Linked DNA regions of Homo sapiens: region 2 is linked to region 1. The links are chromatin contacts, found by Hi-C in ENCODE. All regions are on one chromosome and are shown on one strand. Each heading gives the region's core, a stretch centred on a gene start or an enhancer-like site at or near the end of the contact. The rest is flanking DNA. Distances are from core to core; before and after follow the strand shown. Region 1 holds the start of IGF1R (insulin like growth factor 1 receptor). Region 2 holds the start of ADAMTS17 (ADAM metallopeptidase with thrombospondin type 1 motif 17).

Evidence for each region. Hi-C counts contacts between places; a loop is a spot of excess contacts on that map. Pooled maps may share reads with other maps.
Region 2: a map of CD4-positive, alpha-beta T cell shows a loop between it and region 1 (14-fold over the local background). The contact joins the promoter of ADAMTS17 here to the promoter of IGF1R in region 1. A Hi-C loop is called at or near these places in 1 of 168 maps with a recorded cell type or tissue (CD4-positive, alpha-beta T cell), 1 of 37 single-sample maps with no recorded cell type and 8 of 50 pooled maps.

What each region holds. Positions count from the first base shown.
Region 1 is chr15:98,646,373-98,650,716 of GRCh38, forward strand. It overlaps IGF1R (insulin like growth factor 1 receptor), which reads left to right and starts at 2,167. Exons shown (of 21, transcript NM_000875.5): 1 at 2,167-3,303. The coding sequence starts at 3,210. IRAIN (IGF1R antisense imprinted non-protein coding RNA) reads right to left here. Exons shown (of 1, transcript NR_126453.2): 1 at 1-4,344. RefSeq lists an enhancer at 269-890 and silencers at 902-951, 962-1,431, 1,492-1,551, 1,922-2,191.
Region 2 is chr15:100,339,510-100,343,853 of GRCh38, forward strand. It overlaps ADAMTS17 (ADAM metallopeptidase with thrombospondin type 1 motif 17), which reads right to left and starts at 2,466. Exons shown (of 22, transcript NM_139057.4): 1 at 2,312-2,466; 2 at 1,530-1,900. The coding sequence starts at 2,390. RefSeq lists an enhancer at 800-1,318.

The DNA.
Region 1 (4,344 bases), core at 917-3,416:
TATAATGAAATTATATATCAATATTCCTTTGCATTTAACTCCAGAGTGGATCTGCAGGAATCAAGACCAACCTCATGCAGAGAACTTAAGAAATATTTAAAAATTAGTAGACTGGACTTTAATTCTTCATGTGTAGTGCCTAATTTTTAAATAATACATTTTAAGATTCTAATAAATTTATTTCACTGTTAAATCTAGGAACATCCAAAACTGAAACTCTTTATTTAAAAATCAAGCTGAATTTCAGTTAAACAAAACCATCCCATCATATGAATAACTTTCTTAGGTAAAACAAGGTTTATTTTCTTTCTATACAACTGACTCTGAATTGAGCTAGAAATTTCCAAGGAGGAAAATGATCTAGGAAACAACTTTAGAAAAAAAGGGCTAAGTTTCCGTTATGATAGCTTTTGACTTGTTTTCAGCTCTTAAAAAATTATTTACGAACGATGGATACACGTTCTAATGCAGAAGTATTTTAGAATTAGAGAGTAAAAGAAACCTACTACCTTCCTTTACATCAGGTCCCTTCTACCATCCTACCCGATTGTTTGAGACAACCACTTCTTATCTCGACAATTCACAACTCTTTTATTAGCTATCTTAAAAAAATTTATTACTGGCATCAATTAGCCTGAGTCATGAAACCGGACCACATTAAGGGCGACACATGGTCCAATCACTGTTTGTAAAAGTCCACGTATTTCAAACTCCTCTCTCCTGCCACTGCTGGGCTGTTTCCCTCTTTGAGGACCTGGTCTCCGCAGCATTTATTCATTAGATGGCAGTCCTAGGGGAGTCTCGCTTTGGGGAAACCTCTCCTCCTGCACATTCAAGAAAACAACCGCGGAGACTTAGGGTCGGTACTGGTTTCCAGTCACTTACGTAGCAAACGAAGCAAGAGGAACGTGCCTGGGAGGACCCGAGACAGGTGCGGGTGGGTTTCCGCAGTAGCCGCTGATCCCGAGTGCATGCGGCGTGTTCCCGGGTCGGGACCGCGGCCAAGGGAGGCTTCCCGGCCCCAGCCTCCACCCCCTCCTCGGCGCCCCGGGACCCGGACACGCCCCCCGAGCTTCGGAGACCCGCAGCGTGCACGCGCCCCGGCCGCTCCCCGCAGCCGCCCACGTGGTGGAGCCCTGAGCTGCGCGAGGCCGCGGAGAGCGCTCAGGGCGGGCGGCTGGTCCGGGAGGCCACGCCAGCGCGACCCAGCCGAGTCGGCCCCCAGCCCGGGCCCCCACATTTCCTCCCCCGGAGGGAGGGAGGCGACTCTCCGCGGGCTGCCCTCCCCAGCGCCCGCCGCGCCCTCTGGCGGCCGCCGCGGGGACGCGCCCGGGGCACGCGGCGCTGCCTGTCTGGGCCCCCCTTCCGGGGCGCGGGGCCCGCGAGGGGCGGCGGGGTCCTCTCTCCTCGAGCCACTCTGGGCCGAGCCACACGGGCCGCGCCCTTCCCCCTCCGCTCCCCCTGAGCCCCCAAACTCCGGGCTCCACGGTCGCAACGCCGCGGGCACCCCAGCCTGGCGTGAAAGTGCCCGGCGTAGTAGCCTGGGGGGGGGGTCCCCTTTCTCCCAGGTGCGCCCCTTCCGCCACGTTCGGGCTTTCCAGTACGCAGCGAAAAAAATGCCGCATGCACGCATTTATTTATTTTGCAACAGCTGCAAGAAACAATGAAGCTTTTCAAGAACCGGGGAAACGCGCTTTCCAGCCGCGCTGTTGTTGTTTTCAATGAACCTCTCCCAGCCCCGCACTCCCCGCCCACCCCTCCCCTCTCCTGCCCACCCCTCCCCTGCCTAGCCTTTCCCTGGCTACCCACCCCTGCCCCGCCGAGACCGGACCGGCGGCGGGGGCATTGTTTTTGGAGTCGGGCGGGAGGGGAGGGCGCGTGCGGGGTGGCCGGCGCAGTGCGGTGGGGGCGGGAGCGGGTGGGCACGCGCGCGTGTCTCTGTGTGCGCGCGGGAGGCGGTGGGGCGGGAGATGGGGGCGGCGCCTCGCAGTCTCGCGCCCCACGCCCGGGCTCCGCTCCGCACGTCTTGGGGAACCGGGCTCCGGTTTTTTGCGCGCGCCGGCCTGGGCCGGGCCCTCGGCGCGCCGCTGCTGCGGCGGTGGCCGCTCGAGTGTGCGAGCGGGCGCGTGTGCGCGGGCCAGGGCGCGCGCGCGCGCGCGAGCCCCCAGTGTGTGGCAGCGGCGGCGGCGGCGCGGCGAGGCTGGGGCTCTTGTTTACCAGCATTAACTCCGCTGAGCGGAAAAAAAAAGGGAAAAAACCCGAGGAGGAGCGAGCGCACCAGGCGAACTCGAGAGAGGCGGGAGAGCGAGAGGGACGCCGCCAGCGAGCCTGCCCACGGCCGGCGCTCGCAGACCCTCGGCCCCGCTCCCCGGATCCCCCCGCGCCCTCCACGCCCCTCCCGCGCGGGGGCAGCTCCACGGCGCGCCTCGCCTCGGCTGTGACCTTCAGCGAGCCGGAGCCCCCGCGCAGAGCAGGCGGCGGCGGGCGGGGGCCGGGCGGGGGCCGGCGCGGGGCGGGCGGCGGCGCAGAGCCGGGCGGCGCGGCGGGAGTGCTGAGCGCGGCGCGGCCGGCCCGCCGCTTTGTGTGTGTCCTGGATTTGGGAAGGAGCTCGCCGCGGCGGCGGCGGCGCTGAGGGAGGAGGCGGCGGCGAGCGGAGCCAGGAGGAGGAGGAGGAGGGGGAGCCGCTCATTCATTTTGACTCCGCGTTTCTGCCCCTCGCCGGCCTCGCCTGTGACCCGGACTTCGGGGCGATCTTGCGAACTGCGTCGCGCCCTCCCGCGGCGGAAGCTCGGGCGTCCGGCCGCCTCCCGCGCGGCCAGGGCCGGGCTTGTTTTTCCTCGCCTAGGCAGATTTGGGCTTTGCCCCCTTTCTTTGCAGTTTTCCCCCCTTCCTGCCTCTCCGGGTTTGAAAATGGAGGCCGACGACGCCGACAGCCCGCCCCGGCGCGCCTCGGGTTCCCGACTCCGCCGAGCCCTGGGCCGCTGCTGCCGGCGCTGAGGGGCCGCCCCGCGCCGCCCGCCCCGTCCGCGCACCCGGAGGGCCCCGGCGGCGCCGCCTTCGGAGTATTGTTTCCTTCGCCCTTGTTTTTGGAGGGGGAGCGAAGACTGAGTTTGAGACTTGTTTCCTTTCATTTCCTTTTTTTCTTTTCTTTTCTTTTTTTTTTTTTTTTTTTTTTTTGAGAAAGGGGAATTTCATCCCAAATAAAAGGAATGAAGTCTGGCTCCGGAGGAGGGTCCCCGACCTCGCTGTGGGGGCTCCTGTTTCTCTCCGCCGCGCTCTCGCTCTGGCCGACGAGTGGAGAAAGTGAGTATGTGCCCGCCGCCCGCGGCCACTGCGGGAACTTTTCCTCCGAGGGGCTGCGCCCTGTTTGCGAAACCCGAGTTGCCACCGTCGCAGCTGTCGGGCCCCCGGGCTCGGGAGCGGCGGGGTGGGGCGCAGGGCGGCTCTGCCGGGAGGGAGGCTGCAGCGGACCCGGGACCCGGGCTCGTTCGTCTGGAGCCCCGCGGGCCCTGGCTCCGCGCATCCCCGCGCGGGAAGGGCTTTTCTCTTTCTCCGTCCTGACAGCCCAGCCGTGTTTCCCGGCTAGGCGCGAGGACTCGGTAGGGAAGTTGGTGCCGGGGCGGGCTCCGCGGTTCCCGGGCCCCGCGACCCGCACCTCGCCCCTTCCATGCGCAAGAGCCTCTCCGCACACAGCGCTGATCCCCTGCGGCGCGCAGGCAGCAGCGACAGCACCCTGGGCCGCACCGCGTCTCCGCTGCTGGGGCTGACCGGGCAGTGGGGAGCGGGCAGCCGCCCGGCCCGCGGGGTGCGAGTTGCCCTCGAGGGGGGAGGTGCCCTGCGGAGAGGCCCCGAAGCCCCAGGACACGTCTCCAAGCGCCCGTCGCTGCCTCCCGTCGCCCAACGTGCTTTTGCCCCTCGGGCTCCTCGGGTTCCTGGCCTTGCCCGTCACTTTGGCCCGCTCCTCGTTGGGTTACCTGCCCCCGGCGTCCCGGGGCTGGGCGGTGGGGTGAGGGGAAGCGCTCTCTGGGCAGCCCCCCGGGAAGTGCGAGGCCGGGAGTCTTCCTCAGCTTGTCTCTTCCGGGGAGCGCCACTGGGTCCCCAGTTCAGAGGGCTCTGGGATGGTCTCCCAGTTTCTCCCGGGCCGGGGGATGGAGGGGTACTAGGGCCGCATCCGAGTGTGCGTTGGTGGGTGTGTGGTCGGAGCCGACGTGCATTCCGACACACGTGCTCGCAGCGCGGGGTGTAGTCGCCGCCTCACGGGGACACCTAGACGCCCGTCCCTGGCGAGAGGTGTCGTACGCTGTGGTTTCAGCGCCAGGGTCTGCGGCGGCGCGGGGAGGGTGT
Region 2 (4,344 bases), core at 1,216-3,715, 1.7 Mb after region 1:
GCCCTACAGTGATCTGAGCCTTTCTCACTCCTACTTAAGCCTCCTTGCCTACAACCCACATTCCCCGCCCCAGGTCCACATTCCCCGCCCCAGGTCCACATTCCCCGCCCCAGGTCCACATTCCCCGCCCCAGGTCCACATTCCCCGCCCCAGGTCCACATTCCCCGCCCCAGGTCCACATTAGCTCCTTCCTACCAGGCCCCCTCCAAGGGTCTATATCACTTTCCTTGTTTCACCAAAGTTGCCTATTTTTCCCAGCTGAGCAAAAGTCTATCATACCCTAATCAGAACTCAGAAAATTCCTGAAAGGAGAGCCAGACTGATCTAGGAAACTACACACAGAGATACCCGCAGGACTGGGAAGAAAGAGAGGTCTCACATAAGACCTTGCACCCCCAGCCTTCTAGCTTCGTAGATTCTCGAGGACTCGCCACAGACTCTGTGAGTAAGGGCTGGAGAATTCTAGATGGTGGCACAAGAAAAGGTGGAGGTGTGGGGAGCAGTTTCTTGTGCCTGGGAAGGACAGACACAAACTAATATCAGAAACTGCCTCCCCAGAGGCCAGTCATGACAGAAGACAGAGAACCCCTGCGGTTCATGCTCTGGGTCCATACCAAGCTTCGCTGGGGGCAGCCCATCTGCCGGCCATGTGTGCGGCTTTCGGGGCACGATGGAGAAGCTGAGTGCTCGTCTGGGCGCCAGTGTAGCCACATGATCAAGTGTGCGCGCAGGCAGGGCAAGTGCACACAAGAACCCCCCCTCCCCCTGGGAGCACCTGTTCCGGGTGCCTCAAATGCAACAGGCCAGGAACTTCGGGGCAGGGAAGTTACTGCCACAGCAAGGGAGCTCCTGGGGGCAGGAATAGGGTTTATCACCAATGTAAACACCCCTCAGGCCTGGTTGGGGGTGGGCACCAGATAAATGCCTACTAATAGTATAAGGAAGCAAAGACAAACACCCTTTCTCTCCTGTTTCTTACGTTTCAGCTAGGAAGAGTGGGGTGAGCCGTGGCCTGTCTGGGTACCTCTCCAAACTTCCTGTTCCAGGTACAGAGAGAAGACTCAAAAGGAAGGGAGGTGAATGCCCACTCCCCCACCTCCAAGTCCAAGAACATAACACCTACACGTACACAGGTACTCCCGTGACATACACTTTGACACGGCGGTGCAGATGCAGTGTTCTCTACATTGGGGCCAAGGCGCCTCTGTCCAGGGCCCTGACAGTTTCATCCCTGCCAGATCTGCGCTCCCTAGAGCGGGCGGCGTATACCCCACGCAACCCCAGCTCCGCGCGGGTTCCACGGGCTGCAGAGGCGCTGGACTGGGATGCTGCCCCTCCCACCCCCTTTGCCTATAGAGGGTACCGAAGGCCGGGGTGGGGGATGGGGAGAGGTGGAAAGGCAGGGGGTTCCCTCCGGTTCCCCTGGAGGCTGGACTTCCAGCAGAGGCGCCCCACCCCCACCCTCCACGGCGACCACTCTGCGTCGCAACAGACCGGACGGGCCGACCCGGAGGTGGCGCGGGCAGTACCAGGCCGCCGGCGGCGCCGCAGGCGCTGAGCGAGACGAGGGAGCCGGGGTGGCCGAGCACACGGCCCGAGTAGAAGCACAGCTCGGCGGGGCGGCCGCGGCGCCGGGCCGCGCCCGCCTCCTCCACCTCGAAGCCTCGGGACAGGAAGCGCAGGTCGCGGCGCAGCTGAAGGTACAGGTCGCGCCCGAAGGCCGGCAGGTGCAGCAGCAGGGCGCGCTCTCCGGGCCGGGCGCGCGGGGCGGCTGGGGGCGTGCGGGGGCGTCGCCGCCGTCGGGGCCCGGGGGCTGCGGGCAGCGGCGGCAGGTGCACGTCGTCGGGGCGCACCCGCCACGGGAGCACCACCTCCACGTCGGCCGCCGCGTCGCCGACAGCTGCGGGGAGAGAGGAGACGCGTCAGCGCGGCGGGGCCCGCCCGGACGCCCGCCCTCCCGCTGGCCGCCAGCCGCGCCAGCGCGGGGACAGCGCGACCCGGAGCCGGCGCTGCCTTCCCTTCCCTCGCCCGGCACCTCCACGCTGGCCCGCGCCACCCGGGGAGGGTCTCCGGCGCAGCCGCGCGAGCACCTCCCGGAACGGCGCCGCGCATCGGCGAGCGGAGACCCGGCGGCGGCGCGCCTGCCACGGAGCCACCCGATTCCCGTACTCCGGCCGCGGCCCGCGCCTCCTCCGCTCGGGCGCCGTCAGCGGTCCCGCCGCCGCCCCCGGGCCGCCAGGACGCCGCGAGAACGCAGAGGGAAGGTAGCCGCAGGACGCGGGGTGAAGAGGGCTGTGGGAGGGGGCGCTACCTGTGCCCGGGTCCAGTCCCCAAACCAGCAGCAGCAGCACGGGCAGGACGAGCGGAGGCAGCAGGGCGCCGTCACACATGGTACCCGGGACCGGCAGCCCCCCCGGACCGTGGCGGCGAAGCAGGAGCGCGCTAGGCGGCGGCGCCAGCCGGAGTGAAGCCCTCCAGCCTTTGGAAAAAGTAATTAGCGCTGCGGACAAACCCAACGTGGTAAACCCCAAGCCCCGCCTTCCCCTCGGAAGGCGGGAGGGGATTGGGCCCTCGCTTTCCTCCGCCCCGCCTCCTCCTTCCCTACTGGTTGGGATGGGTCGAAACCACAGTGCGTAGTTAGGTTGTCAGCGCTTTCTTACACGTGGTTTCTGGGCAGTGGCGGGGACACGGCACCAGGTGGCGCGCGGGAGCCGACCGGAGCCGTGGGACCCTGGAAGAGCTGGAGGATGCGGGGCTGGTCTTCAGAGCTTGTCCTCATTTTGGAACTCTCTCAGCCTGCTGCCCAGTTTCCCGGGAAGGTAGGGCGGAAATCGCCCCGGCCAAGCGGTTTCATCCAAAACTGCATATAATCTTTACATCTGAAGTTAGGTTTTAGTTGTTTGTGGCCGCAAAGACTCCCAGTCCACTTTCCCGCACACCTGAGTTAGCACCTGAAGGCTATATCCGCGGCGTTTATCCAAACTCTTCACACCTCCTGTCTTCTTTAATCCCACAGGAGCCAGTGCAACACGCATGCTCACACCCTCTTACAGACTGAAAAACTGAGGAAGAGAGAGAGCTTAAGGAAAAACGCTGAAGTTACCCAGAGAGTTCCTGTTGGAGCAGAGGCTAGAATTTGTGATCCTGATTTCTGGCTTGGTGCTTCTTATTAACAGCAGGATCCCCCCGCCCCGAGGGAAGCAGGACTCAGTGTTACAGGTTAGGAAACGGAGGCACAAAGTCCCAAAGCCTAGCCTTGAACGTGAGTCTCCCAGAAACAGAATGAGTTGATCCTTTCCTGCCACAATATAACTGAGGTCTGCAGGGAAGGTGACTCCATTAGCTTGCTGAATAGCATCTTGTAGAGGCTCATGCCTGTAATCCCAGCACTTTGGGAGGCCAAGGCGGGCGGGTCACGAAGTCAGGGGTTCCAGACTAGCCTGGCCAATATGGTGAAACCCTGTCTCTACTAAAAATACAAAAATTAGCCAGGCGTGATGGCGCACACCTGTAGTCCCAGCTACTCGGGAGGCTAAGGCAGAAGAATCGCTTGAACCCGGGGGGTGGAGGTTGCAGTGAGCCGAGATTGTGCCACTGCACTCCAGCCTGGGCAACAGAGCAAGACTCCATCTCAAAAAAACAAAACAAAACCAAACAAAACAAAAAAAACAATTAAGTGTAACCATAACCAATCTCAGGTTTCCCGTCCCTTCCCTGTCCTGCTCTTTTCCATTTTATCATAGCAGAAAGGTTATAGTTCCCCGCTGGATGCTGCTTGAAGCCTCGGAATCTAAATTCATCACAGGATTACATATCATCTGAAGGAATCTATAACACTGGCCACCTTCCCCGAAATATAATGAACCCCAAGGCTGAACAGTGACCCTCCACAGAGGCTTGCCACAAAAGGGGCTGCCCTCACTGCTTGGCACCTACAGTTCTGGGGGCATCTGCACAGGTCCTGCTCTTGGCCAGGCCTGGGGCTGTGTTTCTCCCCCTTGCCTCTGTCCAGGTCAACAACCTCAGATGACTGACAGCTCAGTAGCATTTTCTGGCAGCACAAGAAACCTTGGTGATTGAGGTGATGGACACCTCATTTACCCTGATGGGATTATTACTCATTGTATGGCCATATCAAAAAATTTCATGTATATACATTTTGTAAACATATACACCTACTACGTACTCACAAAATATTAATTTTTTTAAAGATATCACAGTAAGTTTCTTAGTGAATCTTTTTGTCAAAAAGAGCCATTTCTAAGGCCTGCCACTGAAAACCATGGAGTATGGGCCACACCACCTCACAAGCGCAAGTCAGCCTGAAGTAGCCATCACCAACCT